Linked DNA regions of Homo sapiens: regions 2, 3 and 4 are each linked to region 1. A link is a contact called in ENCODE Hi-C or POLR2A ChIA-PET data. All regions are on one chromosome and are shown on one strand. Each heading gives the region's core, a stretch centred on a gene start or an enhancer-like site at or near the end of the contact. The rest is flanking DNA. Distances are from core to core; before and after follow the strand shown.

The links. A loop is a pair of places that touch in the nucleus more often than their neighbours do. ChIA-PET counts read pairs that join two places held with the same protein, here RNA polymerase II (POLR2A). Pooled maps may share reads with other maps.
Region 2: a map of GM12878 shows a loop between it and region 1 (2.1-fold over the local background). The contact joins two enhancer-like sites. A Hi-C loop is called at or near these places in 2 of 168 maps with a recorded cell type or tissue (GM12878 and sigmoid colon). POLR2A ChIA-PET finds 5 or more read pairs at or near these places in 1 of 52 experiments (WTC11).
Region 3: a map with no recorded cell type shows a loop between it and region 1 (13-fold over the local background). The contact joins two enhancer-like sites. A Hi-C loop is called at or near these places in 4 of 37 single-sample maps with no recorded cell type and 2 of 50 pooled maps. POLR2A ChIA-PET finds 5 or more read pairs at or near these places in 1 of 52 experiments (AG04449).
Region 4: a map with no recorded cell type shows a loop between it and region 1 (14-fold over the local background). The contact joins two enhancer-like sites. A Hi-C loop is called at or near these places in 5 of 37 single-sample maps with no recorded cell type and 4 of 50 pooled maps. POLR2A ChIA-PET finds 5 or more read pairs at or near these places in 2 of 52 experiments (H1 and WTC11).

The regions. Positions count from the first base shown.
Region 1 is chr3:61,636,239-61,639,172 of GRCh38, forward strand. The region is part of intron 1 of PTPRG (protein tyrosine phosphatase receptor type G); the gene reads left to right. Among named protein-coding and RNA genes, the nearest start is that of PTPRG, 76 kb to the left of the region's middle. Within about 2 kb of position 1,418, at least 16 of the 41 ENCODE cell types and tissues checked have a DNase peak (open chromatin) inside an H3K27ac peak, as active enhancers do.
Region 2 is chr3:61,915,645-61,918,578 of GRCh38, forward strand. All of the region lies in intron 2 of PTPRG (protein tyrosine phosphatase receptor type G), which reads left to right. Among named protein-coding and RNA genes, the nearest start is that of PTPRG, 360 kb to the left of the region's middle. Within about 2 kb of position 1,512, at least 4 of the 41 ENCODE cell types and tissues checked have a DNase peak (open chromatin) inside an H3K27ac peak, as active enhancers do.
Region 3 is chr3:61,357,209-61,360,142 of GRCh38, forward strand. All of the region lies in intron 3 of LOC105377114 (a long non-coding RNA gene), which reads right to left. Among named protein-coding and RNA genes, the nearest start is that of FHIT, 110 kb to the left of the region's middle. Within about 2 kb of position 1,388, at least 2 of the 41 ENCODE cell types and tissues checked have a DNase peak (open chromatin) inside an H3K27ac peak, as active enhancers do.
Region 4 is chr3:61,893,722-61,896,655 of GRCh38, forward strand. All of the region lies in intron 2 of PTPRG (protein tyrosine phosphatase receptor type G), which reads left to right. Among named protein-coding and RNA genes, the nearest start is that of PTPRG, 330 kb to the left of the region's middle. Within about 2 kb of position 1,395, at least 16 of the 41 ENCODE cell types and tissues checked have a DNase peak (open chromatin) inside an H3K27ac peak, as active enhancers do.

The DNA of each region.
Region 1 (2,934 bases), core at 168-2,667:
TGCATATATTCAAAGAGTTGTATAATGATCTTATTTTAGAACATTTTTATTATACCCGAAAGAAACCTTATACCCATTAGCAGTTACCTATTTTCGTTAAACACCTCCAGCCCTAAGCATCTACTAATTACTATCTTATAAATTCGCCTATTCTGGACATTTCATTTAATAGGTGGCCTTTTGTGTCTGACTTCTTTCACTTAGCAAAATATTTTCAAGGTTCATCTATCTTGTTGTATCAGTACTTTTTTTGTTGTATTTTTAGTAGAGACTGGGTTTCACCATGTTGGTCAGGCTGGTCTCGAACTCCCGGCCTCAAGTGATCTGCCTGCCTTGGCTTCCCAAAGTGCTGGGATTACAGGCGTGAGCCACCACGCCCAGCCTTGTTGTATCAATACTTCATTTATTTTATGGACAAATAAAAGTCCACTCTATGGATATACCACATTTTGTTTATACTCTCATTTCTTTATGGGTATTTGGGTAGTTTCCACTTTTGACTATCATGAATAGTGCTGATCTAAACATTTGTTTCAAATGCTTTTTTTTTGTATGAAACACTGCTCTGTCTGCTCCTGCACTGTGATGATTTTTTGATTAATCTCATGTAGTATTTTACTTGGTAAAATCTCATACTGTTGGTATTAGTCTGGTTCCGCCTTGCTGGAAGTTTGAAATTTTGATTCTTTGATTGATCATATGATTTGTTCATTTCAACCTTGGGTACTATGCCAATTGGTTAAATCTCCATTCTCTGTCCTCATCCATGTCAGTGATCAGTATACTGATTGCTGAGTGGTGTGGCCTCTCTGCCACATAGCTTATTGCTGTGGAGGAAAGAGAGTCTTCTCTTAGCCATTGTTCTGTGTGGAGTTGGCGGACTAACACATTTTTATATTCATATGCAATATTTTCAATTCTAAAAATCCTTATGTTTGTACCAGAACTAAGATGTCCTGGCATTATGGAATTATTCATGTCAGTTGCCTATCTCTGGTCAGGTAGTTAGTTGTGACATCCAGCAGCTCAGACTACAATTTGAATTCTGGCTCTTGTCCCACTTATTATCAGAATGACCTTTGGCAAATGACTTGAAGGTTAACTTGGGTAATTTTCTCATCTGGATAATGCGGATAGTAGAAGGACTTAACCTCATAAGGTTTTTGAGAGGACTGAGTGAAGCAGTCCCCACAATACACCATCATGTGCTGGGCATGTTGGTAAGGGCTGGATTTCAAGGATGAAAACAGAGGCCAGAGAACTTTCTGTGGCTTTCTGAATGTCAAAACTGAGACTGTGCAGATCAAGCAGAACGCTTTCTGTTCCTTCCAAGGCTTGTTCCCTTCAGGTTTCAGTTTCAGACGGAAGCGAAGTTGTTTGTGATGCCGGAGCACACACCTGCGGGAACTGTAGACTTCTTAGGAGTCCACCGGGGTTGCGTCGCATTGCTTCCACGCCTCTGTCCTCACCAGTGTTGCCAACTGTGGATTTGTGTGTGTGTGTTTATCGTTGTTGGCCATGCACCAGAAACAGAGATATCAGTCACATTTAAACTCTGCTGCCCAGGAAACTCCTGCCTACAAACCCAGCCCAGCCCTTTGAGAACCTCACCGACCAAGTGAGTGATATGTTGAGAGATGAGCATAGCCATCTTACCATTCATGTCTGTGAATTATTATTTATTCAGACTGGATCTCGTTAAGAGAACTGTGTGTAATCTTAGCATGATAATCGGATTCCACTTATCACTTGGAACTGTGACTCACTTTTGGAATTTTAAGGACGTAATTACAAAAAAAATTCTTGGTTATCTTTTAAAAAGGAGTCTGTTGTCCTTAGACTTGTTAACTCTTCAACTGCTGTTTTCCAAATCGTGGTACAAAGTTATTATTTGCAGGTATTCCCAAGTGGCCTTATAAAAACCAAAAAGGCTTCTTGCTAATTCTCTTCAGATGCTGATATAGAAATGACACTGATTTTTTTCTTTTTAGTATTTAAGAGCACCCACTAGAAGGATATTTAATATTTGTATGTAGTTTTTTTTTTCCTGTTATGTTAAGCAGAATTTCAGGACCTTGCTGTAGAGCAGCATCTCTCCATTTAAGTAATGTGTAGACCCCTTTTCAAAGGGGAAAGCACCTTGCAAGAACCCTGTGAATTGTACCAAACCCAACAAACATAAGGTAAACCTAAGGTTTACATGCAAGTCTCTTTTGATTGCCAGTTATCAGGGTTCTTGCCTGGCTTGTTGTTCATAAATGGGAATATTTTATTTTTAGATTATCATAGAATTGAAAAAAAAAATCTTCCCAAGTAGCTGGGACTACAGGCACACACCACCATGCCTGGCTAGTTTTTTTTTTTTTTTTTTTTTTTTTTTGGGGTAGAGGGATTTCCCTATGTTGAACAGGCTAGTCTTGAACTCCTAGCCTCAAGTGATCTGCCTGCCTTGACCTCCCAAAGTGCTGGGATTACAGGCGTGAGCCACCGTGCCCAGCCTTGCCATGCCTACTTTTTAATAAGGTTGTTTTTTGCTTGTTCAGTTGTTTAAATTCCTTATAGATTCTGGATATTAGATATTGGTCAGATGCATATTTGCAAATATTGTCTCCCATTCTGAAGGTTGTCTGTTTACTCTGCTGATATTTTTCTTTTGCTGTGCAGAGCCCTTTAGTTTAATTAGGTCCAGTTGTCTGTATTTGTTTTTATTGCAATTGCTTTTGAGGACTTAGTCATAAATTCTTTTCCAAGGCTGATGTTTATAATGGTGTTTCCTAGGTTTTCTTCTAGGATTCTTATAGTTCCTGATCTTACATTTAAATCTTTAATCCATCTTAATTTTCATATGTGGTGAAAGGGAGGTGTTCACTTTCATTCCGCTGCATATGGCTAGCCAGTTATCCCAGTATCATTAATTGAATAGATAATCCTTTC
Region 2 (2,934 bases), core at 262-2,761, 280 kb after region 1:
TTAGGAACATATTTTTTCTTTCTTTCTTCTTTCTATTTTATTTTTTTGAGAAGTCCAGGAAGTATCTGATTATGTTTCAGATGCTCTATGTAAATGGAAATTAATTCTTCAGCAAGAAGACGCAATCACAGAGGGTAAGATTGGTGTTTGCAAAGCATCATAATATCACTTGATTTAAAGTCAAATATCTGAACCTGAATACTATAGGAAATCCCAAATAGTGACACTGAGTTTAAGACAGCTTGAGTTGCATTTTATAACTCCTGGCTGAACAGCACAAATAATTGCAGCCCATTCCTGAATTAATGTGTCTGGGTGTGGGTCACTTTGCACAGATGAGGGAAAAGTAGTCAAGTAAACTATTCAACTGCTTTTAATTCTTATGCATAAAAATATACAGAGTGCTATTAAATTAGATATGAATCTTACAGCACTTAAATCCCTTAGCCCAAATGCAGTCAGTTACATTTGCCATGTAAGACATTTTGATTTAAACTTTAGTCAGGAAGCTGAGGAAACAGTCTCCTCTTGAGCCTAAACATTAAAAGTTGGCTGCATGTTTTTCTTTGTTGGCATTTGTAAATTGAGTTTTTCACAGGATTCTAGACTTATTTTTGGGTGTGTGTGTGTATAGAGCTACACTATTTAATGAAAATATAGTTTGATTCAGACATAGGGTGGTGTTGAAAATTATTTTAGTAATGAGATTATCATAGTTATAAATTGATTTTGAAAATTCTAATTTTCGTGTTAGATGGCACCAAAGAGACTATTTTAACCTCCTACTCCCCACCTTGTATGTTTTAAAATAAATGATTTCTAGAGGTTAAGCTGTGACAAAACTGTGCTGAGAAAAAAAATCTCACTGTCAAATTAGGCACCTTTCTGTGTGTGCTGTAACATGAGATCATGATAATTTAGATTAAAAATGGAGTTTCATAGATGCCTATTCGATTGTTTCTCTTTAAATCTGTTATTGTTATTATTATATTTATCTTTTAATCATTATATGTTTTTAATTGCTTGCATGTGTTAGGTTTCATACATGTTCAAAATCTATTTTATCCTCATAACAGTCATGTAGCATATAGGAGCTATTATGATGTCCATTTTTCAAATGAAGACACTGAGGTATAGGAATATTAAATAATTTGTCTTGGGTTAAGCAAACTGGTATATGGTGGCTCCATTTCCATTACAGATCTCAAGCTTTTAATCACTCTTGATAAAAATCCTACCCAGTGCCTTTTTAAGTTTAAACATTATAACATTCTGAAAATGTCAAAATAATAAGTCGAAATTGATGGTGAATGATGCCCATTCTTGTGGATAATTTTTCCTTGCATTCTGAGCTGTTTTCTTCTGAAGCCTTCGACCTCTCTTCATCCTAGCGATGTGGGGACTGGAATGCTACGGAATCAGCTCTACTGGCTGATGGCAGATGCGTTTTGGGTCAAGGTGGCCGCCAATGCTTTTTGCGTCCCCTGCAGCTGCTGAGACAATATGAATCTGTACGGTGGAGGCCTGCCAAGTTAGACGCTCGGCTCCTCATTATGCTTTGGGAACTCACACGTTCCACAAACCTCCTGCCCTGCAGTGGCTCACATCAGTGCATTGCTATGTCAGGCTGAATAATTCGCAGCATTTAGCACTTAAATTGGCTCATTGCAGACAATCCAATTAGAATAAAGTCTATTATCGTTTTGGTACCTTGGAATGAAATGGAGTGTTTAAGCGGTGAACATGCCACGTTGCCTGGCAGTTGCTCCATGTCTAACTCATATTCGTCTTGCAGGTTCTTTGCGTGTTGCTAAAATCACACCCTACCTTAGTGTGAGCCATGTATGAAGCTCAGTAACATACCTCTCACACAGGCGTTATCTTAATGTGTCAGCATTCAGAGGGTCCTGAGAGCTAGACAAACATGTCTTAAAATCTTGGTTACGTGTCCTGCTAACAATGGACATTTAATTAAGGTTGCTTTTCAGAAGAATCCAAGCAAAGGCGGGGCGTGGTGGCTCACGCCTGTAATCCCAGCACTTTGCGAGGCTGAGGCAGGCGGATCACCTGAGGTCAGGAGTTTGAGACCAGCCTGGCCGACATGGTGAAACCCCGTGTCTTTACTAAAAATACAAAACATTATCCGGGTGTGGTGGCGGACGCTTGTAATCCTAGCTACCAGGAGGCTGCGGCAGAAGAATCACTTGAAGCCAAGAGGTGGAGGTTGCAGTGAGCCGAGATCACGCCGCTGCGATCTAGCCTGGGCAACAAGAGCGAAACTCTGTCTCAAAAAAATAAACAAATAAATAAATAAAAGAAGAAGAAGAGGAAGAATCCAAGCAGGCATTGATAAAGGACGAGGCAAACTAATGAATCATGTAGCTTAGAGATCAGTAAAACAGAAGTTAGAAGAAGCAGTTTATAGAACTCTTGAATTTTTTCCCCTATAACTTGGTCAGTGATAAATGAGATGAGGAGGAAAATATGAGGCAAAGGCAGGATGGTGGAGAGAAGTTCCAAGGAAGACACTAATCAAAAAAATACTTGGATTGAGACCAGGATAGAATGATGGAAATTTTGATGTCAATGTGAAAGTGAGGCATTCTCAGGGGACTAAATCAGAGAGAAACGAGAATTAAGTACAAGTTGTTCCTAACACATTTATACTCATCAGGCTTATAAATGAGAAAGGAAATCAGTTATTGAATGGGAAATATGTATATATATATATACACACACACAGAGTATATGTACATAAGGTGAGTATATGTGTGTGTATGTATTTAATTCTCCTATGATGCATTGTGGTACTCTGAAGATACTGTTGGGTGTTTGAGATACTAATTATTCTTTTGGAGCCACATGTAAAAATAAGAATAAGATCGCCCTGTACAAATAGTACTGAGGATAGGAAATAGTATGGAAAAGCTCCTT
Region 3 (2,934 bases), core at 138-2,637, 280 kb before region 1:
TTAAATCAATATTTCTATAAAAATATTTTATAACTCAGCTTTGTTAGTATACTTCTCTCAATGGTATAGGAAGTTAGCTCTACACCGTATGAAGGAGTTTATGTACAAGACAAATGAAGCTATGTCTACTCTCTAAAGTGAATAACTTCTTTGATTGACAGTTTTTTCCTAATTAGCACAGCAAACTATAGCTGACCGTACTAGTGTCGGAAGCCCAGCACAATAAATTATCCTTCAATTGTCATTCAAAACAAAGTTCAAGAAAGAACTAAACATCAGGCAGCAGGGAAAAAACACACAGAGTACGCATGGTTTATTAATAATGTACGAGGATGGCCAGCACAGTACTTGAATGAGATGGGGGTGACAAAAGTCAATTAAAATCTTGAGACGGTTTTTTTGAGATATGGAATATTAATTAGAGAAAGCAACTGCAGAATTGCCTGGCAGAACCAGGCACACATTTGAAATCTTGTTTGTAGTTCAAGAAGCCATTTTTTAAAGAGTCCTTGAGAGACTGAAAAGATGCATCTAGAAAAAAAGCAATTAAAATAATTCGGAGCTGGAAGACGTTAGGTCAACTTGGCATGTGTAATGCAAAAGGATACAGTGGTCAGCACGGCGCTGCAGGAAACCTACTAGGACAGCTACTTCCGTGGGACTCTTTAGTGTTTTTATTTATATTTTTTTCTGACAAAGACCACTTTAAAAACACAAATGGGAGAAAGGCAGTTACAAGTGTGTAGTGTTGTGAACTATTATGAATCGCCTATTTCAAGCATAAGTGAAAGAAAAGCCATTTCTGCTCTGGTTAAACAAATCATATTTGTCTACAATAGGATTAGAGATGCAACAGACTGGAGAGTTTGGCTCTGTTTCTGGGACAGGGGAGATATCCATCTACCCTGAAAAAAAAAAATAACTAACATCTTTTGAGAGCCTTGTGTACCAGACACTATATAGTATGCTTTCTAATGGTTTATTTCCTACAGAAAGTATGCTACATGAAGGCAGGGAAATTTGCTGGTTTTGAACTATCATATCCTCCATGGCTGGCACATAGTAGGCACTCAACAAATATTTTACCAATGAAGGGTGCTTCTCTAATGGTTGGATTTGTTATGCCTGTTTTCCTCTTATAATGAAATATGATAAAAATTGGGGTTTACTTCCTCTTAGTGTTCATGCTCTTGTGCCCTTGAGGGCAAACTAGACCTAGTGGCCCACTTCTAATGAATAAAATATATGAAAATGATGGAATGTCACCACTGAGATTAGGTTAAAAAATGACTGGGAGTTCTGCCTGGCTGTCTGTTGCTCTCCCACTTGCTCTTTCTGATGGAAGCCAGCTGCCCTATGAAGAGGCTCATGTGCCAGGAAACTGAAAGAGGCCTCTGGCCAACAGCCAGTGAGGAACTGAGAGTCTCAGTCTGACGGCCCATGAGGAACTGGACCCTGACAACAACCATGCGAGAGAGGTCAGAAGACTCTCCAGCCCCAGTTGAACCTTGAGATTACTACAGCCCTGGCCATGTAATCTTGTGAGAGATCCTAAGCCAGAATTACCCATCCAATCTGTTCCTAGATTTCAGACACACAGAAACTATGAGATAATAAATATTTGTTGTTTTAAACTGCTAAACTTGAGGGTAATTTGTCATACAGCCAGAGATAACTAATATATACATCTACGTAAAAGTGTTTATTTTTAAGTTGTTGGGGTATTCTTTTTTCAAATGGCATTGTAATTTTCTACTTTCTGCTCTTACAGCATGTACTAGTGTTTTTCAAAAAATAACCCTGGTTTGGCAGTGTGGTAACAGCTGCTTCTTCCATGTCTAATGGATGGCAGTAACGTTTCAACTGAAAATTTATTTTCTCATTCTAAAGTGTTACCTTAGCATATTGACAGTAGGAGCCTTACACAGTTCCAGGAAAATCATAATTAAGTCAAAGTTCTAAAAAATACTTTAAAATCCATTAGATTTATTCAACACAGCATTCTACATGTCATAATGACACTAAGTGCTAAAATTAATCTCTAGACACCTTCCTATTGAAGTTAAATGGGCTCTCTTTATCTAGTTCCTTCTACAGCTCATGACATCTATATGTTGGGTTTTTATAATATATAGTAGCCAGACAAATAGCCATACAAATGAGTCCTGTGAATTCACACTAATTCATCATTTTGATCAAAACACAGTTAACCACTGGTTATCTGGCCCCCAAATTCCAGTGATATCTATACATTATACCTTATTTTTGCACTACCAATGTATAAACTCTTAAATTCTGTAAGATACATCTAATGCTATCGTGCAGCCAAAATAACTTATTCTTTGAAAGTTGAAGGGTCTTATGAGTTACCATTATGTATAGCAAGTATTATTCTAATCAATTAATGTGGACTTCTTATCATGTAGCTTTATCCTGGCCCTTTTTCTTGTCTTCCCCTAGACTGTAGGTCTTCTGTTCTACCACTGAAGAGGACCTGACATACAATGAATACTCAGATATATATATCTAATAAACTAATACATAAATTCTATGCTTGTTTTTTCATTCAAAGATACTTTAGCATGGTCCTAGCCCTCAAAGATGGATAAAGGAGAGGAAGAAATACACACATAATCATAATGGAAGACAGTAATAGTAATCATAATTACTTAAGAAAGTATGTCAAATGATACTGGGTATTTATTTTTAAATATGCAGATCCCTGGGCCCCAGCCTTCAACTGAACGTTTAATGTAACATTAAATGCTTACATTTAACTTGGCTTAAGAACCATGGACTAGATCAGAGGTTGGCAAACTTTTTCTATAAATGTCTAGGTAGAAAATGTTTTGGGCTTTGCAGACCAACATAATCTCTGCTGCAACTAAACTCTGCCATTGTAATGCAAAAGCTGCTGTAGTTAATACATAAATA
Region 4 (2,934 bases), core at 145-2,644, 260 kb after region 1:
AGGCTTTCAGTGGTGTATAATAAATATTTGTTGATTGGACTTGGATTCTTGAGCGGGGGCATCCAGTTGGTATGGTTAGGGAACTTTTAAGAGAAACATTTCGTTTATGCAAACAACTCTTAAAGGATGTATCTTTCAAACATTTCTTTGGTGCTGGTCAGGTCACTTACTACTGGGCTAATAGGAGTGGTGGTTTCCTCCTTGTTAAAGTTGTCTGTTACCTGAGAGTATTTGGGACTGATAGAGAAGCTGGTGGTGGGGGTGTTATTTGCAGAGAAAGCAGCTGGCACTAAGTTTACAGGCTAATTAGAAATGGTCACGCCTCTAATCCCAGCACTGTGAGAGGCTGAGGTGGGCAGATCACTTGAGGTCAGGAGTTCAAGACCAGTCTGGTCAACATGGCAAAACCCCGTCTCTACTAAAAATGCAAAAATCAGCTGGGTGTAGTGGTGCGTGCCTGTAATCCCAGCTACTGGGAGCTGAGGCGAAAGAATTGCTTGAACCTGGAAGGTGGAGGCTGCAGTGAGCCAAGATTGTGCCACTTCACTCCAGCCCGGGCAACAGAGCAAGACTCTGTGTCAAAAAAAAAAAAAAAAAAAAAAAAAAAAAAAAAGGTCAGCTTTTATCTTATCTGGTGCTGGAGGAGTTGGAAACTATTTAAAAGAGTAACCAAATTTAATCTGAAAAAGATGGTTTACTCTGTTGGCAGCTGAGAAATAAAAAGACTGGAGTAAAAATTGGAAAGAGTTCATTAGTAATAACAAAACATTTATTTTTGGGATCCATGCTATGGTTTTTGACAGTCATCTCTTATTTATTTTCATTTTTCTAACAGCTCTTAGGGTGAAGAACAGTCATTAATTCCCCTTTACAGATAATAGAGACTTACTAAAGGTAATCGCCTAACTTAATGTCACCCAGATATTAGATATTAAGTGTCAAAACTGTGATTTCAACTTGGGCTTTATGGCTCCAGCAATGAGGCTCTTAAAACATGGTCACAAAGAAAACCTTCTTCCTTGGGATGAATCAGATTTGAGAAGATCAAGGGAGTAACAGCTACCTTTGCCCTTGGAGATCAGATCCACTTAGTAGCTCTAAGTTATTAATCTTGCTTTTATTTTTTTTTTTAATTGTATGTTAGCGATCCTTTTGTTAAATGCAATGCTAGCATCCCTCTCTGTCAGGAGTTTGAATCTCAGCACCATTGATATTTGGGGCCCCATAAGTCTTTGTTGTAGGAGGGTATCTTGTACATTGTGGAATGGTTAGCAGTATCTCTGGGCCCTCTGCCCCCATAGCTGTGACAACCAGTGTCTCCAGATGGACGTCGTTAAACATCCCCTAGGGGCAGAATGGATCCCTGATGAGAATCACTCCTCAGCAGGAAGAAGACAGCAGTAAATTATAAACAGGTAAGTGTTCTAACAGGGCTTCTGAAACTCATGCGTATGAGTCACTTCATAGCTTGTCACAGTGGTTTTTTCAAGCATTACTCTGACTTAGTTGGTCTGGCTGGGAGCCAAGGGATCTGGAAAGTGATTGATGCAGGGTGTTTCTTGGACCGTACTTTTAGGGGAAGTAGCCACAAAGAGCTGAACCTCACACCCTTTCATGTAAACTTCCTGCTTAGCAACAGAATAGAGTACCTTCATGGTTATTAAAATGCTTTTCTCCTTGTCTTTTTATTTTTTCTTAGATCTGCTGGCCTATCTTGCTAGTGATTAAGTTTACAGTTCAGCTAATCATTTGCTCCAGGTTTCCGAGCTTGTAAAATCGCATGCTGTGCATATAAATGTATAGGATTTTGACCTTAGAAACTGAGGAGCAATTATCCACATGTCTTAAGACAGAGTAGGCCACCTTTTGACTTTGAAAGTATCACCAGGAGGGCATTTTATTTTTGAAAGTCAAGTTTTGTGTTTCGAAATATGTTTGTTGGGCTTCTTGGTAGCAGTTTAAGTTTTATTGTGATTAGGGGCTGAAACAAGTGATAAAAAATGAAGTTTCCTATTTAGTGATGTGATGTCACCTGTTGCTGCAGATGAGAGTTGGTTCTCTTTAAAAATTTGAAAGTGATACCATTTATATTTCAGGATTCTCACCATGTAATTTCTCTCTTCTGGCTATCAACCTGCACTTTTTAAATTTAAATTTTTATTCAGATTGTAGGTTCACATACAGTTGTAAAAAATAATACAGAGATATCACTTATATACTTTGCCTAGTTTCCCCAAAGGTAGCATTCTGGTAAAACTATGGTATATCACAGGATATTGATATGGATATAGTCCACTGATCTTCTTCAGATTTCCTGATTTTAATTTATACTTATTATGTGCATTATGTAGGTGTGTGCATGTGTGTATAAATTCTATATAATTTTGTCATTTGCGTAGGTTCATGTATCCACTATCCCAGTCAAGATACTGAACAGTTCCAATACCATAAGGATCCCTCATGTTTCCCTTTTATAACCACGCCTACCTCCTCCCTCCTCCCATCTCTAACTCCTAGAAACCTCTAATCTGTCTTCATTTCTAAAGCTTTTGTCACTTCAAAAATGTTACATAAGTGGAATCATACAATATTTAATCTTTGCAGATTGCTTTTCTTTCACTTGGAATAATTCTCGGGAACTCATCCATTTTGTGTATATCAGTGTTTGTTCTGTTTTATTGTTGAGTAATATGCCAAGGTGTAGATGTGCCACAGTTTAACCTTTCACTTATTGAAGGATATCTGGACTGATTCCAGTTTTTGGCTATTACAGATAAAGCTGCTGGGAACATGTGTGTACAGGTTTTTCTATGAACCTACATTTTCTATTTCTCTGGAATTAATAACCAAGAGTCCAATTGCTGGGTTGTGTGGTAGTTACGTATGCAGTTTTATGAGAAATTGGCAAATGGTTTTCCAGAGTGGCTGTACCAT